Regions from separate parts of the Mus musculus genome. Here all the other regions are linked to region 1. Evidence: chromatin loops called from intact Hi-C (ENCODE). Cell type or tissue: left cerebral cortex. All regions are shown on one strand.

The links. A loop is a pair of places that touch in the nucleus more often than their neighbours do. Peaks named below come from ENCODE experiments on the same cell type or tissue, not always from the same donor. Only the 100,000 strongest peaks of a DNase experiment are listed, where the experiment ranks them.
Region 2: it touches region 1 in a loop (4-fold over the local background); 13 of 42 quality-filtered maps call a loop at or near these places.
Region 3: a loop joins it to region 1, with 4 times the contacts of the local background. A loop is called at or near these places in 3 of 42 quality-filtered maps.

The regions. Positions count from the first base shown.
Region 1 is chr17:85,482,235-85,490,234 of GRCm38, forward strand. No RefSeq gene overlaps it. Among named protein-coding and RNA genes, the nearest start is that of Six3os1, 130 kb to the right of the region's middle. In left cerebral cortex, no CTCF peak of the experiment used is centred here; a DNase peak (open chromatin) is centred at 4,064.
Region 2 is chr17:85,608,642-85,616,641 of GRCm38, forward strand. It overlaps Six3os1 (SIX homeobox 3, opposite strand 1), which reads right to left. Exons shown (of 4, transcript NR_038085.1): 2 at 6,953-7,102; 3 at 6,007-6,051. It also overlaps a transcript of Six3 not described here. Among named protein-coding and RNA genes, the nearest start is that of Six3os1, 5.8 kb to the right of the region's middle. In left cerebral cortex, no CTCF peak of the experiment used is centred here; no DNase peak of the experiment used is centred here.
Region 3 is chr17:85,796,209-85,804,208 of GRCm38, forward strand. It overlaps Gm29418 (a long non-coding RNA gene), which reads right to left and starts at 3,526. Exons shown (of 3, transcript XR_877082.3): 1 at 3,293-3,526; 2 at 417-540; 3 at 1-87. It overlaps Gm4718 (a long non-coding RNA gene), which reads left to right and starts at 3,516. Exons shown (of 3, transcript XR_003952252.1): 1 at 3,516-3,892. In left cerebral cortex, no CTCF peak of the experiment used is centred here; a DNase peak (open chromatin) is centred at 3,657; H3K4me3 peaks cover 612 bases.

The DNA.
Region 1 (8,000 bases):
CCAGGACTTCCCTCTATGACTGGTTTCTTAGATGGAAGGGTTTTGCCCTAAATCTCAATATCCTTTAGCTGAAAATTCCCTAAAGAGTCAGAAACCACAGGTAAGCTATGCATTACTTTGCCTGCTGTGACCAAATACGCAAGAGCTCCAACTAATCACTAGAGACCAAATCAAATCCAGGAACCGGGTACCCAGCAGTTCAGGCAGATGCAGTTCTGCCTGTCTCTTTGAGGGACAAGCCAACCAGGTGAGGGACTTAGTTACACTAGGCACGAGAACATGGTTTCTGTGGCCTTTACGAGGGATGACAAAAACTCAAAGCCTGAGAACCCTATAGGTCTGTCATTATCTTTTTTGGGGGTGGTGGTGGGGGTGTTATCCCTATGGGTAGGAAACGCTCCTGAGCCTGGAGTTCTGCACCCTGACATTCAGCAAACTGTCAGTGTCTTCTGTGCCCTTGGTCGTTCTCCCTTACCAGGGGTTGTGAACGTTCTCCCTTGGTCAGGCGTTTATCTGTCCAGATGTGTCTCCTTTTTGGATGGCCTCTTATTCATCAGGCGTCTTGGGTTTCTCCTCAGCATTTTATCATATGGTACCTTCTCTTCTTCTCCAGGAGGCTAGAACCATAGAGGAACTCTCTACCACAGTGAAGATCTCGTTCTGGGGTGAACACCTAAGGGCCTCCATTTTCTATCCTGTCCCCATTTTCCTTCTTCTTTTGTTCCTTTTCAACACCTACCTCCTTTTGACCCACAAGCCAGTCATGGATTTCCATGCCTGTCTCCCCAGTATTCACTGTTGGGTTTTGTTCCTTTACCCATTGGTCCTCCAGCTAGAGAGGCTACAGGGCCTTGTCTGGTGTGGCACAAATCACCAAAGCCCAGGTTGTCTGTGTGCAGAGGAGACTGGAGGCCTGTTGAATGAGTAACAATTATGTATCCATTGGACCATTTTTGAGTAGAAGGTGATCCAAGCTCTAGTTTCCCTTTGCCTTGGGATAAACACACGGTGATGTGCGTGCTCTGAGCTTCACCTCATCCGCTTTAAAATGTAGTGTGACAAGGGGCGTGGACTTCGGAAATGACACACTCAGGAGTCCAGTGCCAGCTCACCCAAGTTTAAATGCAAGTGTTGCTGCCTGTAAGGAATGCAACCAAATGTCCAGGGGGCCCAGTAACACCAGTGCTTATTCTAGTGAGAGCTGAAGTGTGTTTCAAGTGCCTAGTGCCAATCTGGTGTATCATTGCTCTTATCATTTCTATTATTACATCTTATCATCCTGCTATGGTAAAAATCACTAGCTAGGTCCACACATCCCAGCACCACTGTTAATATAGCCAGGATTTTCATGTTTAGAAACTGAGAGTTAGAGGCTCATGACTTAATCATAAGAGTTTCCCAACTCCTTTCAAAATCTATATACATGCACAGTCTTTATTATTATTATTATTATTATTTCTTTTATTTTATAAATGCAGCATTTGCTTTATTATAGCAGGACCTCATAACCCTGACAGATTGCTAATAATGCGGTATGTTTGAAGAGCTCTGGATAGTGATCAATGCCTTTGAATCCTTTGGCCTCATCTTACTCTTTGCACCAAGCAGGGGAGGTATCAGTTGCATCCAGAGGAGATGAGGGGGTTTTGGTAACTCACTCAAGGGCACACATCATGGGACCCAGATGAAAGATCCTGATTTATAATCTGGAAAGCCTGAGAGTAAAGAGGAAAACCCGTTTTGTCAGCTTCCGCGTGAAGACTGGTCTAGAGTTTTGTCAGCTTCCTCGTGAAGCCAAGACTGGTCTAGAGTTTTGTCAGCTTCCTCGTGAAGCCAAGACTGGTCTAGAGTGCCCACAGGCTGTTGTTCTTGAACTTACCACTCTCCTGCTCCAGCTCTCCAAGGATGAGATTACAGGAGCGAGCCAGTCCTTTCCAGCAATCTCTGTACTTTGTACTGATAGGCGGGGGCGGGGTTGTTGCCATACATCTGAGCAGGAAGGTTTGTGGAACTCACTCTGGAATTTTTCCAGTGGCCAAAGGCGCCTGTCCTGTCGCCAAGGCCCTTCTTCAGACAGTCTCCATCCAGAATGAAACCTCTTCTCTACAGGGCTGCAGCAATCTGGATGGCTATTGCTCCACCAAGGCTCAGAAATACCTCAGTTCTGTGCCTACCCCGACCCATTGCAGTCTGGATAAATCACTGAAGTCCACACAAAGGTAGATGGCCTTAGCTACTTTTCAGGAAGTGGGCAGAGTTAATAGAACCCGGAATTAAATAGGTCTTTATATATATATATATATATATATATATATATATATATATATATATATATATATATATATATATATTCCCCTTTCTTTACAATGCCAGTGTGGCCTCCCAAGCTGGCTCCTGACTTCTCGTAGACTCCTGGAGGTAGTGGAGGGCACAGAGACCTGGGGCAGAGTGGACAGGTGACTTCATGAACCACGTGCTCTCACCTTGGGGCACTGCTGTTTTTAATGACTAGGCATCCCGTCCTCACAGGTCCATCATTTAGCAAATACCAAGGCTAGTTATTAATTTTACAAAACCCGTTCAGCCTGTGCTTACAAAAACTGCCTCCCCCTCCCAATGAGTTTTTAGTTATGTTTTTAAAATTAGCTGGCGCTTGAATTCCATTTTTCACCTAAGCTTCCCTGTTATCTTTAAGGTCACAGAAACACGTAGGCTGTGGACAGTCCAATCCCAGATATTATTAGGCTCTCGGAATTAAAAGCCCAAGTAAGTAAATAAAAAGAGAATGCCGGGAGATTTTCCCATGCTGAACGCCCGAAGGAAGGCCGGTCCCCTGTTTTTTCCTGATGTGATGCCCCCCCCTTACATTGAGAGGTGAAGGCTGAGGAAGAAGAGGAAAAAGGCTTTCGACCTTTCTATCTCCAAGGTCTGTTTCTTCAGCAACAAGGAAGAATCAGATGTATTCTGGAGGGGGAAGAAGAAGGGAAAAAAAAAAAAAGCAACTCAGGCGCTGATTGTCCCTTTAAGCCTTTCCAATCACAGGCTCGTCGTTAAAATAATGCTCGCCTACTGAGCTTCCAACCGGGCCATCTACCTTTTTCGCCGGCGGGGTCAAGCCCAGTCAAGCCTGATGAGGCTGCCACCGCCCCAGCGAGCAAGCCACCGGCCAGCTACACCTGTTTATCGCTGGATCCCTTCCCTTCCCTTCCCTTCTCTCCCCTTCCTTTCCCTCCTCCCCGCTTGAAAAGGAGAGTTAATTAAAGCGGTAAACAAGCCGGCTCCCCTTCTAAATCAGAGCTGCAGGCAACGGGGAGATAACTTGGGCTCCGGAGAAGAGGGATTTTCAGCTAATTTATGGAACCCACCGTCACTCTCTCTCTCTCTCTCTCTCTCTCCCCGAGCAGCCTGCTCCCTGCTTAACGGGGAAATTGAAGCAGACAGCCTTTGTCTAAACACTTCTTTTGCCCAGAATATCTTAATTTTCTATTTGAATGTTTAATAAGGTTTGGGGCGCTCCTTCTTTTTTAATTGCCATGGTGCAGGCGTTTGGGTGTTAATGTTTGGCTGGTGGCTGCCGGGCACCAGTCTTTGCTGGGCGTGGAAGGAAGGGCCAGCGTTCCCAGGTTTGACTCGAACAGCCTGTGCCAAACGGATGATATTACTTCTGGGAGCGGTGTACCCCCAAACCAGGGTTGTCTAGAGACGCTTGGTCTACGTGCAACACCCTTTGCTTCACCCTTTCCCCCCATCCCCAGCCCTGTTGATGCCCGCAGGCGTCCTGGGTCTCATCCCTGGCCCGGTGCCTGCTTTCTTTCTCTCCTGTCCTGGACCAGCTGTCAGGTACCAGGCCGGGCCTTGGCCAGACTGTACCCGCTGTCCCAGACCATCTTAGGGTATCCTTGTCCTGCTAGGGTTGGGCCCTGGCTCATTTCCGGCTGCTCCAGTGAGCCCACAGCTCTGCCTAATTAATTCTAGGAGGAGGCTCTCTGTGGCTCTCTTTCCCAACCGATAGCTGGAATTCCTAAAAATGTAAGTGGAGCTCGTACTGAAATTAGTTTTGAGAAGATCGTGGGCAAGCTAAATTCTTGTCGTTTCATGCGTAAACCTTCATGAAAAAATAACAACAAAACCCCAGAAATGTCTTATCCATATTTCAAGGCAGCCTGCTTTTCCGGGTGCCATATCCAGTCATCATGTTGACAAATTAATGGCAGAGAATTAGTTGTACATTAAAGATTTAAACGATATTATGCAGCACATTGTCATAAAATGATATAAAACAATAGGAAAATAAATGTAAATGAATTCAAGTTACTGACATGTAAAACACCAGACTGACATCTGTACACTTAACGCGGCGATCAGGCGCGGTGGCGGAGCCCCGGACGCCGGCGTCCCTCTGTGAAGACGCCCGCAGGGGCGCGCGGTCCAAGGTTGGGGAAGGATTGTTTGAGGGGGGGCCGCCGGCCGGGCACCCGGCGTGCTAAGGGTTAAGTGCGCCGATCGCGGCTCTCTCGACTCCCCTCCCCTGTGTCCTGATTTCCAGGCCCACCGAGCCAACCGAGAAAGTTTTCAATTCGACGAGGCTGGCGTGTTTCAGGGGCTGAGCTCCTTAGAAAGCTTCGGGGGGCCCCCCCAAGGGCCGACGTGCAAGGGCGGGGGCGACTTGCCCTGTCCTGGACACGCTAATTACAAGGATTCGGTTTCCCGGCTCTGAAGGAATGCATTACCTGCAGCAAAGCAGGCCGGGCCTCTCAGGAAGGCCCCAGAGGAAGCCGAAGGCCCCAGTGAATTCCAGCCCCATCCCTAGGTTTATACCCACAACCCCAGCCCACGCTGAGCGACTAATCGCTTGGCCATTGTCAGGGCTGTTGTCCAATCAGACCCTGAATAGCAAAACTTCACAATGCCGAGTATGAATTAGAGGGGAACAAATGTGGATGCAGACTTTTTTTGCAACAATACCTAACTGAGCCTTTCAGACAGGACAAGGGATGCACAAAAGCTCGACGGAAATTGGAGTAACTTTTGGAGGCCCTTGGAGCTCCCGTCAATAAGCGGCAGCTCCATAATGGCGGCCTGGACCTCCTCCATCAGCCTTCCCCCAACCTTTTTTTTTTTTTTTTTTTTTTTGGTGAGGTGGATCAATTGTTCGAGAGGTGGGGGAAAATTGTCATAAAAATTGGGCATTTTTGTTGTCCCTGTCTTGGAAACGGTGGCTCTCTGTTGAACGAGGCCAAGTGGGTTTCCCTCTCTTTCTCGCTTGCCCCCCCCCTTTTTTTTAAATGTGAATTGTAGATTTGGTCATTATTTAGCCTACGATAGTAAAGTCCTGACAATGTCGCCTCCCTCCTCTGTCCACCCCCAAAAGAACAGAATGGCTTCTTGAGCTATACAAATGTCAGGTCTCTGTTTTAAATTTTAGCCTTGTTTACCCAACAGATCAGAATTCATTACTGTGTAAAAGTGGTTCCATTTTCTGATCTTTTTATTCAAAATGTTGAGAGTATCAAAAAGCTCATTTGAAGGTCACAGGTTTCTGTATCTATTCTCTTAAGTGTTTTAGAAATTCATATGGACGACACAAAAGGTGGATAATGTGAAAACACACAGCTCATTGTTTATCCTAACCTTGCCACAGTTATTAGATAAATGAGTGTGGGGAGGAAAAGTGGCATTAAAAGCCATTGTGAACTGGGAATTTTTTTTTCCCCCTGAAGACTGTTAATTTTAGCCCTTGATCTGTAAAGGTCAATTTCTAATTCTTTTTACTGCGCAGTTTATATAACTTCTGCATTTCAAGTCTATAAAAAGCTTCTGCAGACTTTTCATAATGTAGGTAGCAATTTATTTCATTATGGTTTGAATTTTTTATGTAAGTCCTATGGACATTTTGATGAAATTATCAGGCTTAAAAGCTGTGGTGCTTTTCATTGGGGGGTGTGGGGGGCTTTTTCACCCCTCTGATCCATTCTTGCTGGATAATTTAAAATTAGTAAGATTAATCAGTGCAGTGATTTAAAAGACCATACTTCGGGCTGAACAAGGTCTGAAGCAAAAGTATTTTATTTTATTTTTTTTATTAGTAAATGATTTAAAAGGTCTTTTCAACTAGTTATCTGAAGCTGATATTTAACTGTTCCTTATTCCACTAATTTCTATCTTTTGTTAAAAGAACTTCCCAGCCTAAATCTCCTCGCTCTGTCCCATGCTAATTGCAGCTTACATTATATAAATGGCTTTGTAAAGAAAACTATAACTCCAAGCCTTGAAAGTTGGGTGTTTCTATTTGCTCAAACCTGATACACTTGTTTGAAGAGGGTCATTGCAGGGAGAGCTGTGTAGCCTGTAAGAATGTCCTGGATAACAAGCTTAAACAGAACCTTTTGTTGTGCCTACTATTCTCAGGACTCCAAAATGAGGCCTTCTTTTTCTAACTGTGGGCTGAAGTGGTTCATTACTGCTGTTTCTGCGCCGGGCCAGGGCTCAGCCATTCCCACTACTGAAGGTCTGTAACTTCCTTAAAAAGGAAGAAGGAAAACATAGCCCAGAAAGGTCTTGTTAGCACTTCCTATGTGAAATTAGCAGCTTTCTAAAAGGTACAACTCCAATTACCTCACATTGTGGAGGCCAGCACAAACTCAACAATACGCACAGCCTAGCAAGTGACGTCCTGTCTTTCTAGAGTTACTTCCCTAATTAAGAATGGAGAAGCTCTATTCTGCTGAGTGCATCTATTTACAGTGGCCACAATGCTTTAACTTGAGCATCCTTCTCAAAGACCAGTGTTAAAAAACACAAGTGCTCTTTTCGCTGAGCAGGCTATGGTGAGGCGACACATTCCTAACCGTTACGCCCTCAGAAAGAAAATAAAAAGTGTAGCGGCTTTGGCAGGATTGTTAACACTTCAGGATTCATTTTCCACAATAACGCCCCTGCCCAGAGAGCTCTGGGAATTACAGTGGACAATGGGGAGGCATTCTTAGGAGGGTCTAATGATGGAATAAAAAGAAAAATATTTATTGCTTTTGACAGTTCCACAAGGGGCAAAAATCCTTGTCGTGGCTAAAGTTTCCCTAGCTGTTGGAAGAAGCCGGCTCACAGGGACTCAAACAGTTCCACTTCCTTTGTTAGGAGGCTGAGGACCAGGGCCAAGCTGGGAAATTAAAGACTAAGTTCATTAAGGTAAGATAATTGTGCGGAGGCATTGTTGTTGATACAGGTGGAGCGATGGGGGCTGGGGTAGGGAAGCCCATTTACATGTGGGGACGACCCATTAAACAGGCTTAACAGACGTGCAACACAAATATGTTTATTATTTGCTTGATGGCTGACCTATGCTTTCTTCCACTGTTTCATTAGTCAACAGACCCCCAAAGGAGGGCCAAGACTCCCTGCGGGGAACCAGGTGGAAGAGAGTGCAAAGCTGTCTCCAGAAAGCAAAGAGGCGGTTCTTGGAGCCAGAGGACCGGCTTCCTTTTCCAGCGCCTTGTCCCTACCTCTGAGTTCTTTTCCATATTCATAGTAGAAGACGGGCCCAGTTCCGACCAGGTAGAGGGGAGGCAATGTTTTATCTCCCGAGGTGCCAGTGGACCTTTCTGGACGCTGATAGGAAACATTTGTGCAGAAACCCCATGACTGCCCTTTCCAGAGAGAGTATGGAGCTGGCTTCTCTGCAGACTGAGTCCTCTCTGTGTCTGAGTCTTCAAGCTAGGAGCTGCCAAATGCATTCCTGCTCCAGGGGCACTCTCCTCCCCAAAAGGCCTTCTAGAAGATCTGGGCTGCTTTTCTCTCAGTTTGTTCTGAGAAAAGCAAACCAAATATACACCCCCCTCCTATCCCACCCCATCTCCCGTGCAGGTTCGCCTCTGGTGGGTTCTTGTGGTAAATTGTAAGAGCTATTAAAGAGCTCCCCGCATCTCCCTAACTTGGAGATCCCTAAGTACTGAGAACTTAAAAAACAAAAACAAAAAAAGACAGTATGGTGGAATTTTGGGGTG
Region 2 (8,000 bases), 130 kb after region 1:
GGCCACCTCCCCTGCCCGATGATCTTTGTGTCCTCTGGCTCCAGGAAGACCCCGGAGCCCTCCTGTCCCCTCTGCTTCCTGCAGAACCTGAGCTGGCGGCGAGGCGGAGGCTAGATTGTGGCCTGAGCTGGGCCACGGCCTAGGGCGGCTGACACAGCCACGAGGGCTATTTGTGCGTCTGGGTGGAAAGCTCCGGGCTGGAAAAACAAACAAGGCCACGGCGCAGGGACTTGGAGGTTGGCTGGGGGCTGGAAGGAAGTGTGCAATGTGGCCAGAGAGGGAAACAAAGGCCTATCCCCAACCCGGTCACCCCGCAGTGACCCTAGACCCACCCCGCTGAGTCGCGGGGCTCCCGGGCCTCTACTCTGAGCGGGCCGCGCAGCTCCGCCAGCGCACACCAGGTGCTCCGAGCCACCGTTGTCGCCGCCGCCGCTCCATCGTCTGCTCTCCCGCAGACTCCATGGAGACCCAGCGGGCAGCCTGGCCGGAAGGCGCGATGGCCAGAACAGCAGACAACGAAGCCTCATCCCACTACGGAACGCCAATCCAGCAAGGCTTAGAGGAAACCTTGTGGCTAACCTTCATCAGAGAACCAGGCGACTCTGGGTTCACTGCAGCCAAAGCCGTGCGAGCAGTTAAGGAAGAAGAGAGCGAACTAGAAAGTAGAAGGAAGAAAAAGGTGGAAGAAAGTAGAAGAAAGCTTGCGAGAGAAGGGCCCTGGCTAAGGCGGCAAGGGGAAGGGGCTGCTGCAAACAGCTGTTCCTCATACATATTTCATTACACAATCAGATAATGCGTCCCACTACCTTCTCAATTATTCACAGATAAACATTTTCAAGACGTTTTGACATCTGTCTTGGTGCCTGCTATTAATTTAGTAATCACTGTAGTTAAAAATGTATGGGATTTTTTTCCGTCGGAATACCTCCTCTCTGAGCGCAAGCCCAGGGTTGGGCTGAGGCAGAGAGCCCGGGCCCTGTGATAGTGAAGACACCTTGGAAGGCGAGGTCCCATCTCTAGAGCATTGACGCTGTTGAGGAAAGTATTAAAGGGGTATCTGGTTATTTTAATTTATTCTTGAAAGTAATAACTGTCATATCACACACACACCGGATATTATCCTATGACAACTCTAGACCCACAAGGCGATTAGCCCTTTGCCCTGGGCAATAGAAATGGTTTCACTCATCAGTGGTTGTTGAGAAAGTGTGGACAACTTGATAGGATCACACCCATGCAATGCATATTTTCATAGACGTACATGAGAGATTTACAAGGCACAAGAACAAAAGCCTAACAATTACAGGTGCTATCAAGAGGTCATAGACCTCCAAAGTTTTGCCCCTAGTTCTATGTCCTGGGCAGAAGGCACAAGGATAAGTAAAGAAAATACATTATATCCTATGAAGTGTGTGGAGCAGTTGGGGTTATGAGAAAACAGTTGATCTTTCCTTGAGAAGCGAATGCTACAAGTGTTCTAGCTAAACCCCCATAAACAAATTTTTTTTTAAGTTAGAGTTCGAAAATTGTCCTAAGACTGGAAAATCAGAAGAAACATTTCCAGTTCTAAAACGCTGTGGTTTGTTGTGAGAAAGGCTCTAAACTTCTTAGCGAAGTAGAGGGTGTTCAAAGCCAGCCAGTGTTCGGCATCCTAAGCTAGAAGGAACCAAAGCAACGGTTTGGCTCAGAGGATGCTGTGTCTGCATTCACTTCCGTCTTTCAGTTACAGTCTCCTCCCGAGGAGCATCAGCAGGTGACTCCCATTGGGGGTAAGATAAAAGCGACCTGGAGAAAAACAGCGCTGAAAGAACCTGCCCTCCCAAGAAAGATTCTGATTGTGTGGGCTTGAAGTTGATTTTCACAGTTTATTGTTCAAAACACAATCAAGAACAAATTCACAAAAATGTCCAGGAACTCAATGTGTCTTGGAAAAGTGTAAGAGCTGTTCACAAAAGGGAGGAAAAAAAATCTTCCCCATGCCCACCCTCTGTCTCTTCAGTGGACAGTTACATCTGTTGCAAGGCGCCCTGCAGCAATGTCGGGGGATCACTTCTACTTTACAACACAGGCTCTCTTTTGCTCCTTAGAGAGTGGTTCCTGGACGCGTTAGTCTAGGAGGTAGCTCTCCTTCCCGCTCCCCTCCTCCCTCCTCCCCTCCCTCCCTTTCCTTAGTTGTTTCTTTTAAAGAAATGGTCCAAGACTCACACCTACTACTTTAAGAGCTCGGAGAATGAGCTCAAGAGAAAATGAGGTGAGGTTGGAGGGCAACGGGTTCTGGGGGTGGGGGCTGTCTCTTCTAGAGGGAACTGGGGCAGCCATTGTCTGGGACAGTTCCCCAGTTCCCCAGAAGAGGTGACAGAGAAAACAAGTCAGGACACCTTACGCCTAGTCCCAGAACCACTGTGGGAAACCCTGGTGGTGGAACCTCTGCCAGGCCAGGTCCTCGATCCCTGCCTGGAATAGAGGAAGTTGAAGACTTCTCAGTATCTCACAAAAGAAAATGAGTTAAATACATAATTTAGCTTGATCTAGCATATTCCTTGTGGATTTATTTGATGTACATGGGATTGGGCTATAGTTTTTATATTTGTTTTGTTTTTCTTTTTTTTTCTTTCTATTTTTTCAGATCTCAGAGGAGAAAAGGGGGACAAAACAGGGCTTTCCCCTATCTGGAAGCTTCCTTAGAACGGAATGTCCTCATTGGAGATTGAGAATCTCTTGTTATCTACTGGAGGCCTGTGCTGTCTACTCAAGCCCTATTCCAGAGCACAATTTCCCAGGCAAAGGATGAAAAAAAGACAACAAGCAACAGAAATAACCAAACCAAAAAGAGTCTTTGCTGTACTGGCCTCTTCTGGGTGTCTCCAAACAGAGCAGGTATGGGAGCCTAAAGGCAGCCTCTGGGGCAGATCATTCCTTGGCCCTTTCTTCAGAAACTTTCCATACAGAAGAGTCAACGAAGGTTTTTCTCCAGGGCCACTGGGCATCTTGCACTGTACTCTGTACTTGTACTGTACTCTGGTGGATCCCACTCTCCTTGGCTTCCTGTACATCTCTGTGCGTGTCTGGGCGTCACTCCAAGCGGACATGGTAGCTTTTGTCTGCATCTGGACAACAAGGTGTATGTGTTCATGCATTCCATCCATTCCTTCGACACATCTTTATTCCTCCAGTACTGTGGTTAGCGTTCCTAAAATTTCCTAAGTGTGTTCTCGCACACTGTACCTTCTGTGAACACACATGCCAGATGAAGAGGAGACCTTAGGGATCTGTGTTGGGGAGAGAAGGTGTACAATGGGAGGTTCTGGACTTTGGGTAAGCTGTAAGGTTGGTTAGTGTCCTAGGCACCCTAGGCTTTTTTTTTCCTCCACATCTTCCTCTACCCTAGTAATAATAATACTTATTATGCTAACCTTTAACAAGAAGGAGTGACCCTCTGACCCTCTGCCACCTCACAGGATGGATTCAGGACGGGTGCGACCCACTTCTAAAACCTCCTCTGGTAGACATTAGCTCTGAACAGCCAAATGAGAGGCAACTGAAGTCTTACTGTGTTTAGGCATCCCGGCTGGCATCCCGGCCACCATCGTCCTGTGTTGGCCTGGGGCTCAGGAGAGAGCAGAAGCTCCGGTAGTTAACCTCGGGGGTCCTCTAAGCAAGCACCGTGAGCATTAGGGGGCGAGACTCTCCTTCTTGGTGTCCCAGGCACAGCTGCACTTACAACTGCAAACTAACAGGGCCCGCCCCCTCGGCTCCTCCTTAAACCCTTCACCCCAACTTTAAGCTCCCAGTAGGAGGGCCAGAGCTAGAGTCACTGCCCCCCCACCCCCCATCGTGGGGCAAAGCCACTTTTCAGGGTCCCAAGAGGGACCTAAGGTCCTGGTAGCAGAGCAGAGTATTGAAAACAGTTATTCCTAGTTTCTCAACAACCCTAAGCGATGTATTCCTCCGCCGCCTTCTCTCCTCTGGCCTGGGCAGCCTGTATTTTCACCTGCCCGCGAGAGAGCAGGCTTTGGGGCGTGCACAGAGAAGGGTGTGCGCGAACATGTTCGCGTGCTGTTGGAAGTGGCTTCGGCGAAGCTTCTAGATGTGAGGATTTTTTTTTTCCTTTCCTCGATTGAAGATGACTTGCGACTAACTTCAGGTAGTGCATTCTTAAGGGACGAGTATTAGTCCGACTGTCGTCTATGAGTTTTTCCTGCGCGTTGGCGCTGAGTGAAATCACCTCTCCCCATCCCTCAAGCAGCCTCCGCGGCTGAGTGAAAGGGCCAGGCCCTGAGATCTGTGTGGCTGGAGTTCTTAATGCTTGCTCCAGAGATCTGATTCAAAAGTCCAGGCTGTTTGGTAACCTTGCAGGGTCAGGAAGGAGAAGGAGATCTTGATAACCACCCCGTACTCACGCCAGGGAGGAGTTCTAACCTCGACACACAGGACCTTCGGACCTAACAGCCTTGCAATCTCACTCCCAACCCAATCTGTGATCCGGATTGGCGGCGGCGGGTGGGAGGGCTGCTGAGGGAGTTAGGTTGACACAGGATGGAGGTGGAGGTGGAAAGAGCGAAGAAAAAGAAGCAAGATTGGATGAGGATGTGCAGATGGGTGAGAATGAGGTGGAGATGGAGTTGGGGTTGCATCGCAGGGCACCAACTATTCACCCTTCTATGGAGAGGTGCGTCTGGCTGCTCCGTTACCCGCCCCCCCCCCGCCCAATAAAGCTAATGATGTAGTGATTTAGGAGGGGTGAGGGGCTGGGCGAAAGGAAGGAGGGGAGGGGATGGGGGGGGACGCGCGCCCCAGGAGCGAAAGCAAACTGCTAGCTGCAGAGGCGCTACCGCAGTTCAGGCTTCCCAACAGGTTAGCTAGCCTAGGATCCACCCGGTATTTCGCAGGAAGGGGGGGGGGGCGTTGAGATAGCTAGAGGAGGGGAAGCCTTCCTGGAGGACAGAGGGAGGGAGAGAAAGAGAGACAGGAGCTAGAGCGCGCGCGCGGAGCCCTTTGAAAGGACTTACACTTCCTAATGAATATTTATCCGCCGCTGCTACACGCTCCCGGCTTCTCTTACCTTTCTGCAGGTAAGATCTTCCCTGTTCCCCTACCCTGGTGTGTGTGTGTGTGTGTGTGTGTGTGTGTGATCCGGAATTCCCACCCCTCCCCACACTCGGGCGCGGGTGGTCAGTCTTTGGCCGACGGGGTGAGGTGAGGGGTAAGGTGGCTTCTCTGTGTGCGATGGGTCCCGCACGACCAACACAGGGTGGGGGGCACTACCTGTGTAGGACGAGAGGGAGAGAGAGAGAGAGAGAGAGAGAGAGAGAGAGAGAGAGAGAGAGAGAGAGAGAGAGAGAGAATTGAGATTGTGCGCCCCCGAGCGCGCGTCTGCTCTATGCGCGCATTAGGGACATTTTTGGACTTTTCTCTCGGACGCCCCGGATCTCTTGCCTTTGCCTTTCTTTGGTTCCCCTCCCTCCTCTTTTGGCCTCCTCTACCTCCTCCCCCACCTCACCACTACCCTCGGTTGCAGAACCACTCCCCACTCCTCTGCCCGGCTTTGTGCCACTGGCGCGCATCCCTCCAAGCAGTCTCTCGCGTCTCCCACAAAGAGGATGGAGAGCTCTTTTTCCTCTGTGACCCCTACACCAAGACCTCTGATCCAGGGGTCCCTCGACCCCTTTCCTGCAGGTTCAAATCTTGAGGTTCTGCTGCGCGCTGTCTCCTTCCCCCCTCTTGGGACGCAGAGGCTCAGTGCCAGAAGCTGAGAGTAATCATTGGTGATTGGAACTCCGGGGTACCGGGTGAGGCGTCACAAGGGATCTACTAACCTGGAACCCCAAGCCAGAAAGCCCCCATGGTAGGGTGCAAGTACCCTGCCACCCCGCCCCCAACACCCGAGCCACCGTTGGCGGGAGGAGCCCAGAGAACTCGGACCCGCCTAGGGGGAAAGAGGGAGGGGAAAGGGAAGGGGTCGGGGAGGAGCTGTTGATTTACACGGAATTCTTTAAACAGACTTACCCAGCCACCTGTTGAGAATCAGTCTGGGGTCGGCCAGCTCCGGATCTGCTCGAGGTGGACACACAAAAGCAAAAGCCAAGCTGGGAAAGTAAATTTCTTTGGCTATGCCAGACGCGGCAAGCTAGGCTAACAACCTTGCGCTAGGGTAGCAAGGCTGTAAGATCCAAGAGGGGGTTGTCGCAAGAAGACCCACTACTCCAGCGTCCGCCCCTATCCCACGCCTCCTCAGCCTAGAGGCCAGGACTCAGGGCTCCTGAACTCGGCGCTCAGGACTCAGCACCCTCAGTTCAACTTAAGCCGGGGCAGGCCTTCTAAGCCCTGCTCAGAAGTCAAGAGCAGCAGCGCCGCCGCTCCTCGCAGCCTTTCACGCTGCAGCCGCTTCTTATTCTTGTGCCTCGGCCTTTCTGGGCGCCCCCGGACAAAGCCCCCAGAACCCGGTCGCTCCCTTCCCGCTAAATCCCCTTCGGGGTCAGTGCGCTACCAGCACAGGGCCGCACGCCTCTCCTGCTAGCCGTGTGGCTCTTAAAGAGCCCCACACCCCTCCGCCCTGCGTGCTCCTCCGACCCCCGCCACCCCTCCCCTCTCCTCCGGATCTAGCCCCCCACGCCGTCGCCTGAAGTCCCTGCTGCCCCGACCCAATGCCCGTGGACTCCCAACCCCCTCCTTTCGCCTCCTCCCCTCAGCAGCCGGTGGGCTCGGAACTGAATCCTACCCTCCGTTTCAGGTCTCCCTCTCTCCTAGAGCACCCGCCCCTGACTTTTCTGCCGCTGCTTTTGCCCTTAGAACGGATCGTGACCTGGGCACTACTGTGGTCCGGCTCAGAGATGATCCTGGAGTTTATGCTTGGGTTTAGTTTAGGGGGTCATTGAATGGAAAGGGGGCTGGGCTCGGGAGTGGAGCCGAATGGAAGGAGGGAAGGGAGGAGGGGCCGGTCAAATAGACTTACACTCTGCAGTTCTTCTATTCCAGGACCTACATTGGTCTTCAGCAGTAGTTGAAAGCTGGCATTGAATGGGGTCTTGAGGTTAGCAATCTCACTCTGACCAGCGTAGGAGGGTGGGCTGGTGAGCATACGAAGATGGGCTTCCAGAAAGTCCTGAGTGGAGAACCGAGAGTTCCCTGCTCCACCAACCCAGCAAGTGCTAGGGGTACTCAAGAAGGGAGTGAAAGGGGACCTTGAGTTCCAACTGTCCAGGAGAAAGAACAATGGAGGCGAGAGGGCAGTGAGAGATGTCAACTCTTCCTGAGGAGTGAAGTGCAGTTTCTAATGGTTTCTTATATTAACTAGTTAGCTGTGTTCCTTGGCCCAAGAAGAGGAGAGAAGGAGTAGATGCTTGTCCTAGTGGGTGGCTGTCTCCACTCCCTTTTCCTAGGATTTTCCCCCTCTCGTCCAGGTTTTTTTGGGGTCCCAGTCTTGCCTAAGGAGCGTGGTCTTTCCTGGGCTAACTTCTTCAGACCTCTCCATGGCTATAAACGCAATGGAAGAGAGACCAGGGATGGGATTGTGTGAAACTGGAAGTCATTCTCCGAGGGGTGTGAACTGAACCTGCCCATCCTTTCTCAAATACAGGCCTAGAGTTCTAGTTGCCTGGAAGGTTGACCTTCCAGAAAGTGTGAGGCCACCTGGGGAGAAGTGCCAGGCCTCCTGGGGAGACCAGAGCAAAGGAATTTGAGGGGGGAGTGGAAAGCTGACCCTCCCCTGTGTACCAGCCCTTCTGACGTTCTAACACTAGTCCAGATGCACCTTTAAGGAGCTGGGCTGGTTAATTGATTTACAGCTGGCCCTGTGGGGGAAAGTTCGTGGTACCCACGGGTGAGCTAGACCTAGTGGCTGTAAAATCCACTTCCCTACTTTCCCACTCACACAACCATTTTTAGCTTGCATACTCCAAGTAGCTGGCTTCTTTCTCCAGGGGCTAGATCACCGTGTAGCCAGCTAGACTGGGTTTGTGCCCACCCTCCTGGGCCCGGTGGTGGGAGGTGTTCAGGTCCTA
Region 3 (8,000 bases), 310 kb after region 1:
ACTTCCAAAATGTTTTCTACCATGAAGATGCAGAAAAAAAAAGATGTTGCTGCAGGCTCTGTTGATATCACATGTGTGTGTAAAATTCTGAAAAAGACGAAGAGCAGAAAGATATTAAAAATGGGTTCAACCTTCTGTCTTCCTGAAATATCAGATTTCATATAAAACTCATCAGCTCAACTAAGTATTAGGCTTGATCAATGGCAGGAAACGAGAGGCTCAAATGCTAATAAATCAGAAACAGATACCGCTCCTGAGCAGAAAATGGATCACAAACCTGAAAATCAGAAAATCATCTGACGATTTTTTTTTTTTTTTTTTTTTTTTTTTGTGCATCTGCGTCAAGAAAACAAACCGAGGTGACAGTGTCACCTAACCAGGGACAAGGCGTGAAGGGTCTGAAGCACTTTACTCACGTTTCAGCTTTGAAACACACCAAGGAGATGAGATGGACCCAGACACTTGGAGCAGATGGATGCGAGGCTGCTGGAAGGATCCGTAGACTGCAAAGTTAGAGCGGCCAAGTGGACTCCTTCAACCCTACAAATAACGTTGCGAAGATGACTTCTACATTTTCTTTTTAAGTGTCTTCTCAGACCTCTTCTCTAGCCCTCTGTCATCTAAAACAGACGTTGTCCGCACTCCAGCCTTGCACTTTTCAGCATTTAAAAAATTTTTGGGGGGGGGTGGGGTGGGGTGCAAATGCTTTGTTGAAGTAAAAGATAAATCCAGGAAAACACACAAATCCCTAAATTTGTGTAAGAAACAAACATGACAGGTGGCCAGAAACTTGCTGCTGAAAGCTGACTGTCCATCCCAGGGCAACACTATTCTGCCTAGAAGTGCTGTAGACTTTTTTCTTTAGCTTCAGAGCTGGAGCCACTGGGTGTGTGTTCTTGCTTTCCTCAATTTCATTCTCTCTTTCTGTGGCGCACACAGGATGGCTGTTGCGTGCTGAGTAATATTTACGCTGTATTATTCTAAACAACTCCTGCATTCAGTTCACCCTTGCAGCTCTGTAGGTACTTCTCTGTTCTTCATGAAACAAGTCTGGGCACCAAGGGTTTAAAAAAAAATAACCTCCAGGAGAAATCTGCAAGAATACACTGAGTTGTGCTAAAATTCCCCAATTGACAACTGTGTAACAATAAGTACAAAACTCACAAACATCTTTGAAACATCATATTTGTTTTTATTTAATTAAAATGTACAATGCTCATTTTCTTTCTTTTAGCCACCTTCAACGAGAGCCCAGAGAGTGTGGTCCTGCTCTCGGAACGGAAACTGTGAAAACAGAGAGCTAAATTAAATTAGAAAACCCTGGTCTTGGCAGGGCCAAATTTCCCTTCCTTCCTATTTTCCCATCCCACAATCTATCACCTGGAGTAATTAAGACCAGGGACGTATCATCTTCACTGGATTAACCTTAACTAAATCGTGTTCATTCAACATGTGCCCTTTTGATTAGTCCGAGCGGGGCCTGCTGTCTGGAATACACCCACCTTGTAATTCTACACAGTTAATTAATTTCAGATGAATAGTGAGAGGGCTAAGCTAAATTCTCCTATTAATAAACTCTATGTCCGTATGTGTGGCAGAGTAGTCCGAGCATTCCCCTTTATTTCCTTGCCTTGGAAGGCTAAACTGAGATTAGAGGTGGGGGTGACCAACACACAACCCATACACACAGCTGTGATTGTGCAAGGTTGGTGAGCGGGGTCTCTGAACCACTTTGTTATCATAAAGAACAGAACTTAAGGACTATTGGCAGCACACTCTTGCCCTGCCAAGCGGAATTTAGAGTGTCCTCTACCTGGACCCTGGTATTTAATTTTTATTGGCACCTATTTCCGGTTCTGTGTATAGATTTTTGGTTATGAAAGTGCAATATTAATGTGACTATCTTTCTGCTCTCATATACCCTCCTCAGAAGCAAAATATCATTAATGGTCTGAAGGCTTTTCTGATAAATGGTTTGGAGTTATTTGTTTAATCTTCAAATTTAACAGCCCTCAAAAATATAATAAAAAGTTGCCCCCATGGGTATCTCTGACAGCAAAGAAAATTATTATTTTCCTTAGAATAAAACAAATCTCAATAAGCTATAATTTATCTTCTATTAGAAAGTCATAGATCTAGATTTACTCCTTCAAGCCAGAAAATTTATGTATCTACTTTTTAGTGATTTAAAACTACCAGTGACCTGCATAATTGTACGTAAAGTTTCCTAGTAGCATTTACAGACTATAAGTCAATTCTACAGGGTCATTTACATTTAGGGAGTTTCAGATACTGATATTTAGGGAATAAAAACTAATATGACTGTTAGCTTAGTGTGTTGGCTTAGAAGGAGTAAGAATTGCATAGAACTAAATGCCTGTATTGACATAACCTAATTTATATCTTTTAATAGAGTTTTAAAAGGTCTCTGAATTTTTGGGTAGAAAATCATTTAAGAAACCATATAGACAACTCACCAATATCTTCCGAGATTAAGACCAATATATTCTAATTTTATTTCCTAGATTTTGTTCCAAAATGACTTTGTAAGAAGTACTTATGTGACTGTCAGAATTCTGCAACTTTGGAATATTTAACACCAAAATTTGTGTGCTCTATTTTCAACAGCCACGAACTTCCTAGCTATTAAAATGTTCCTACAAGTTAAGTAAGGAGAATAATCCTTACTAATTCACCGTTAAATCAACAGATTGTAGACTTTACAGATTGTTTTGCTAATTGCTTATTTGTGAAAATTCTCAAAATAGCGAAGGCATTTGATTGAGTGCAAATATTAAATAATTAGGACTGATGACATGTATGCTGATAGACACATCCTTTTCCTGGGCCATCGGGGGATGCCTGGTCAGGATTGCATTTAGTCCTCCAATGCGAGGCTGGGCTCACAGGCGTTTTCACTCAGGAAACCGTATTCCTGTCCACCTCCCCTAAAACCAGATCCTTCATTTGACCCTTTAGAAGAACACAAACCCCAGTAATTTGAATCAGCCCACACCTGCACCAGCTTCCAAAATATCCTAATATATACAGCACATCTCACTCCGGAGCACTCCACGGCGGCTCAAAAGGACAATTTATTCCCTTAAGGAACAAAACCCTGACAACGCTGTTTGTTTTCTTTGGGCTTCCAGGAAAGCTAAGATAGTGCCCTGAAAGGGAAGCTGTGCTTGCCCTTTTGTGATTCAGATTTACTATGCAAATCAATACCTCCCCCCCCCCCCCCACGCGATTGAATGAAGTATTCACTCAGTGGGACTTAGCCTTCCTTTACCTTGGTTCTGTTTTGCCGGTTTTGTTGCACAAGCACAAACCTTAGAGTGTTGTTTACGATGCTGTTTGCGGCATCAGCAAGAGTTCCCTTAGAGGGAAAGTCACCGTACACACAGTTTGCTGTAAGGAAATCTTTTAGCTTAATTTTGCACTTTGAACAAACAAACAAACAAAAAAAGAAAGGTCCCGAAACAGTCTGCGCAGTGCCCAGCCGTGTCCAGCGCTCTCATCACCAGCGTTTAACTGTCATGTGCCTCTTACTTGTGTTGACCTTTTAAAATGAGACTTACGCCAATAAATTCACGTTCTTGCTCTTGCTTACGACCAGCTTCCGGGTCCTGCCAGGTCTGCAGAAAGGAATGGTTTGGATAGCCCTTCGCTACACTATGAAGCAGTTAGTTCATCACTTGGTGTTAGCCTCGTTCTTTGGGCTGTACCCTCTCCAGGCCAGGCAAAGGGGTCTCTGCTCTAATGCGGGTCGCCTGGGCCAGTTTGATCTCCAGCGATCGGAATGTCCTATCCTCCTCTACTGCTGGGAGCCTGTCTGAAATTGTCTGAAGCCAGTGGTATTTCCGCGCAGAAGGAAAGGCGAGCAGGCGAGGTGGGTGCAGGTGCGGGGGAGAGGCTCGGCCGGCTCCCGGGGCAGCGGGGCACGGCACCCGTAGGGTGTGGAGTCCGCCTGGCGCACGTGGCTCTGGGTCGGCTGCAGGAGAGATCGGAGGCCGGGGATCTGCCGCAGTGGGTGCCTCCGGTCCGATCCCCGCTCCCAGCACCTCGCGGGCTGGGAGGGAAGGGGGTGAGGGGACGCTCGGGCTCGGCGGGGGTTGGGGGAACTCTGGCCTGGAGGCTGAGGGCGACAGAGATGCACCGGGCGCCGGCGGACGAAGGCGGTGAAACTCGTGCTGGAGGCAGTCACCGACTCTAGGGTCGGGCCCCGCTGCTCAGCGCTTTCCCAGAGGCAGAGAAGGGACCCCGGGCCCTGGGGCGGGGGTGGTACAAGGTTCTGTGGCGGACGAGGGCTGTTCCCAGTGTTTGTACAGCTGGGATCTCGGCCACCCCCCGGGGTGACCCGAGTGGCACCGGCGGGGGTGGGTAAAGGGAGGGAGAGAGAGAAGGGTAGGTGACCAAGAGGTGGTGAGTAGTGCGGTCCAGGCTTGGGGTGGAAGGTACGGATGGTTGAGGTCACTGGTTGTCGCTCTCAGGGCAGACCTAACAGGGGAAGCGCGCTCGGTTCCCTTCTCCCAGTTTTTCTGCAAGCCCTCCGGCTGAGGACCCGAGGTAGTGGTGTTCCCACGGTTTCTGGCCGCTGGGCAGTTTCTTTGCGCCCAGCCGCCTGCCCCGGGCTCCACCTCTTGGTAGCCTGGGGCTCACAAAATTCAGGACACCGTCATCCGTTCTGCAGTCTCGCTGTCAGGCTCCACGTTGGAGTGGCTCGGAGACTGGTCGCCCTGACCCTGCGCTGGGCGAGCCAAGCCTCCTGCAGACCCTGTGCGAGCAGACTAGGTTTGTGATTCCTCAAACCAGGCCTGACAGTCTACCCAGGCGCGGCTGGGCTAGGTCAACCACAGCCTCTTTGAGGAACAAGCAGCGAGGCCCACAGTGTGGTGGGCGGCCAGAATCATCCCGAACTGTTTTCAGACCTAGGGCCTCTCAACTCGGTGTCCACCCCATCCTCTGCTATGTTACCGCCGGTGGGCACACTCGCCTGTACAGGGAAGGACCTGTGAGTGGAGAGGCCGCCCTCCTTGGGGTCTCCTCTGTCTGTCACATCTGTATTTATTTAGAGCTCAGCTGGTGGTCCTTGGTTTCAGGAATGCCAATTGTGGGCCTAGTCCACGACTACTTGAGATTTGTGTTGATTAGTGAGCTAGTCCTAAAGGTTGTGCTGTGGAAATTTCCCCAACCTTCCTGCTAACCTAGGCCCCCAGTGATTCCCACGGCAGCAGATTGCTGAATGTGTCCGAGAACAGAGAATTTAGCTTCGAGAACATTCTGTGTGTATGGGCACTGACCATTGCCCTTGTGTTCATAAATAATACAGACCAGATCTCTGAGATCCCCTCGCTGAGTCAGAGAAGGTGATCCGTGCAGTCTAGCACTGGGTAGTGTACCTTTCTCTGTGTGAAACTAAGACATATGTATTGCTACAAGTCTATAACAGTACATACAGCATAAAAATGCAGAAGCAACCTGCACTGGAGAGCAGACCCTCCCAGAAAAGCTAATTAAAAGTTCATCAGCGAAAAGCAAGCTCACTTCCAAATTTCGACGCTCCTGGGGTGGCGGGGAAGACTGAACATTTTTTATTTTATTTTATAAGGCTCAAAAAATTTGGTCTGATTTTTGCCTTTGGACTTGGTATAATTAAGGGTGAAAATAAGAGCCCTCTGTATTTTCCTTGCTTATGGAGAAAAGTTATTTTAGTAATCAGGGAAAGAGGAACCATGGGCTGAATCAGCAAAAATGCGGCACTGGGCCAGTTCAGCTCAATAATACTGGTATGTGTAATGTACACACGCTATGTACCTCTGTGGAAATAATCAAAGATATATATTGGAATTTTCGTGGTATAAGCCATGCCTGTGAAGCCCCTTGGTAGCCGAGAAGCCAGGGTGACTGAGAGTCATGTCTTCTGATACATGAAAACGTGTTCTGAACACACAACAAGTGTTTGATCCCACAACTGCATTTAATGTGGAAACAAACAAGAAACACAACTCTCAACACAAAGTAGTTTGTCTTTTCCAAGTGGTCATGCTGCAAACTGTTCAAACAGAGTCTCCGCTGTGTTTGTGTGACAAGAGTTCAAGGTGGCTCTAGTGGATAGAATCTTTACTTTTTAAATTTTTGCATCAATAAAATTGTTTCTCGATCTTGTTCTCTTGCTTCTTGCTTCCCTCTTATTGTTCCCTCTTGGTCTCTTCCCTTCCCCCTTCCCTTCCCCCTTCCCTTAAAATAAAATAAAATAAAATAAAATAAAATAAAATAAAATTGTTTCTCCAAAATGTCTCCTTACAAGGCTCCTGATAGACCCCATTAGAACTCTGCTGAGCGGCTGAGCATGCAGCCCGCATTGGCGTGAGAGAAATATGTGTATTTTAAACTTGCTTGGAGGAAGCGACTTGTTTGGAATGTTGCTTCTAGTTCTTCAAGGGTTGACCTGAGTTTGAAAACCCTGTGAAACAAAAGTGTACACAGTATCTTTAGGCACAGAGCCTTAGTATTTCTGGGAATCCTCTCCACTGTTCTAGTTCCTACAGGAGAGTTGCAATGGGTGTGTCTTTTTAAAAACCTAGCACACTGCATGGAGAAGCAGCCTAAAGCGTCTGCTTCATCTGTCTCTTCGATCACGTCAAAACTTCAATTAATCACCAAGTATGAGCTTGGGGCTTAAATCATTTAGGGTACAGATGATTTTAAGTTGTTTCAGCATAACGCAAAAAAAAAAAAAAATCATCAGAATATGAAGTGAAAGATTTAGTCTGTCACCCAGCTTCCAGATGTTTGGTACTATGTAGACAAACCATCAGAATGACTGGATTTTTTTTCTCTCTCTTCCCAATCCAGATGCCTGGTAGTTCCATAAGGAAAAGTAGTTTCCTTTCTCTGAGCGCCACATGCTCTCGTGGGTATCCCACACAGGGCATCATTTACTCTTCTTCAGCTCCGAAACGCCAGGCCTTTGGTATGCAGCAGAGTGGTCAGGAAGGCTGAGGGTTTTAGAATGGAATCGTGAAAGGAAAAGAACTTTGTTCAGAGGGAGAACGGTGTCCCTAACAGGACACCGTTTCCCAAAACTCCGCCTGTGGCATCTCATAATCTTAAATGGATGAAGCACAGCATCAGGCAGCTGTTTGTGTGGTTTGCATTTCCCTGGGATGCCACAGTCCTGCCTCTTCCCTCCTTCATCCTTTGTGGACCATGGATACAGCATTAAAACCATACATGGACATTATGTGGACAGAGCAGGTATAAATATGCATTAAGGGTGTGTGTGAGAGAGAGAGAGACAGAGAGACAGAGAGAAAGATAGAGACATAGACACACACACATGTATACAGTGAGAGGTGAGGAGGGAGAGGGAAAGAGAGAAAAAGAGAATAATCAGAGAAAAAGAGGCTATAAGTTTGAGAGTTAGGGAAGGGGCATATGTGGGAGGATTGCCAGGAGGAAAGGGAAGGGAGAATGATGTAATTATATTTTAATTTCAAAAACTAAACTAAAAAAGAGAAACCTATTAAAAATCAAAGCCTTCTGAGGACTGGAACTCTGGGTGGGAGCAGGGTTTCTGTCTGAAAGTAGGCAGCAGTTTGGTGACTAAGGCACAGACAAGCAGGCTTCACATAGAGGTGAGCGTGTCTTACAGAGTTGCTAAGCTGGAGCGTGACCACAGGCAGCAGCAACATTGTGTTCCTTTCTCCACAGTCCTAGAGATGGAAGAGCAGGCTGATGGAGAGGCTTCCACGCAACAGCAGATGAATCGAAGCAGAGTGGAGTCCAGGCTGCTTGGCAGCCTCAGCTCTCCCTGTAGAGAGACGCTGCTTAGATAACGAAGGCTAAATAGTTATAAAACCCAGCCCTTGACAGTTGCTGAAAGAAAAGCATACCTTGTCCTACAGCTATGGTTCTGAGCCTTGGATAATAAGAGGCAACATTTTATATTGGCCCCAACCAATTTTTCAAAAATAGTTTACAGGGAACTAGTAGAA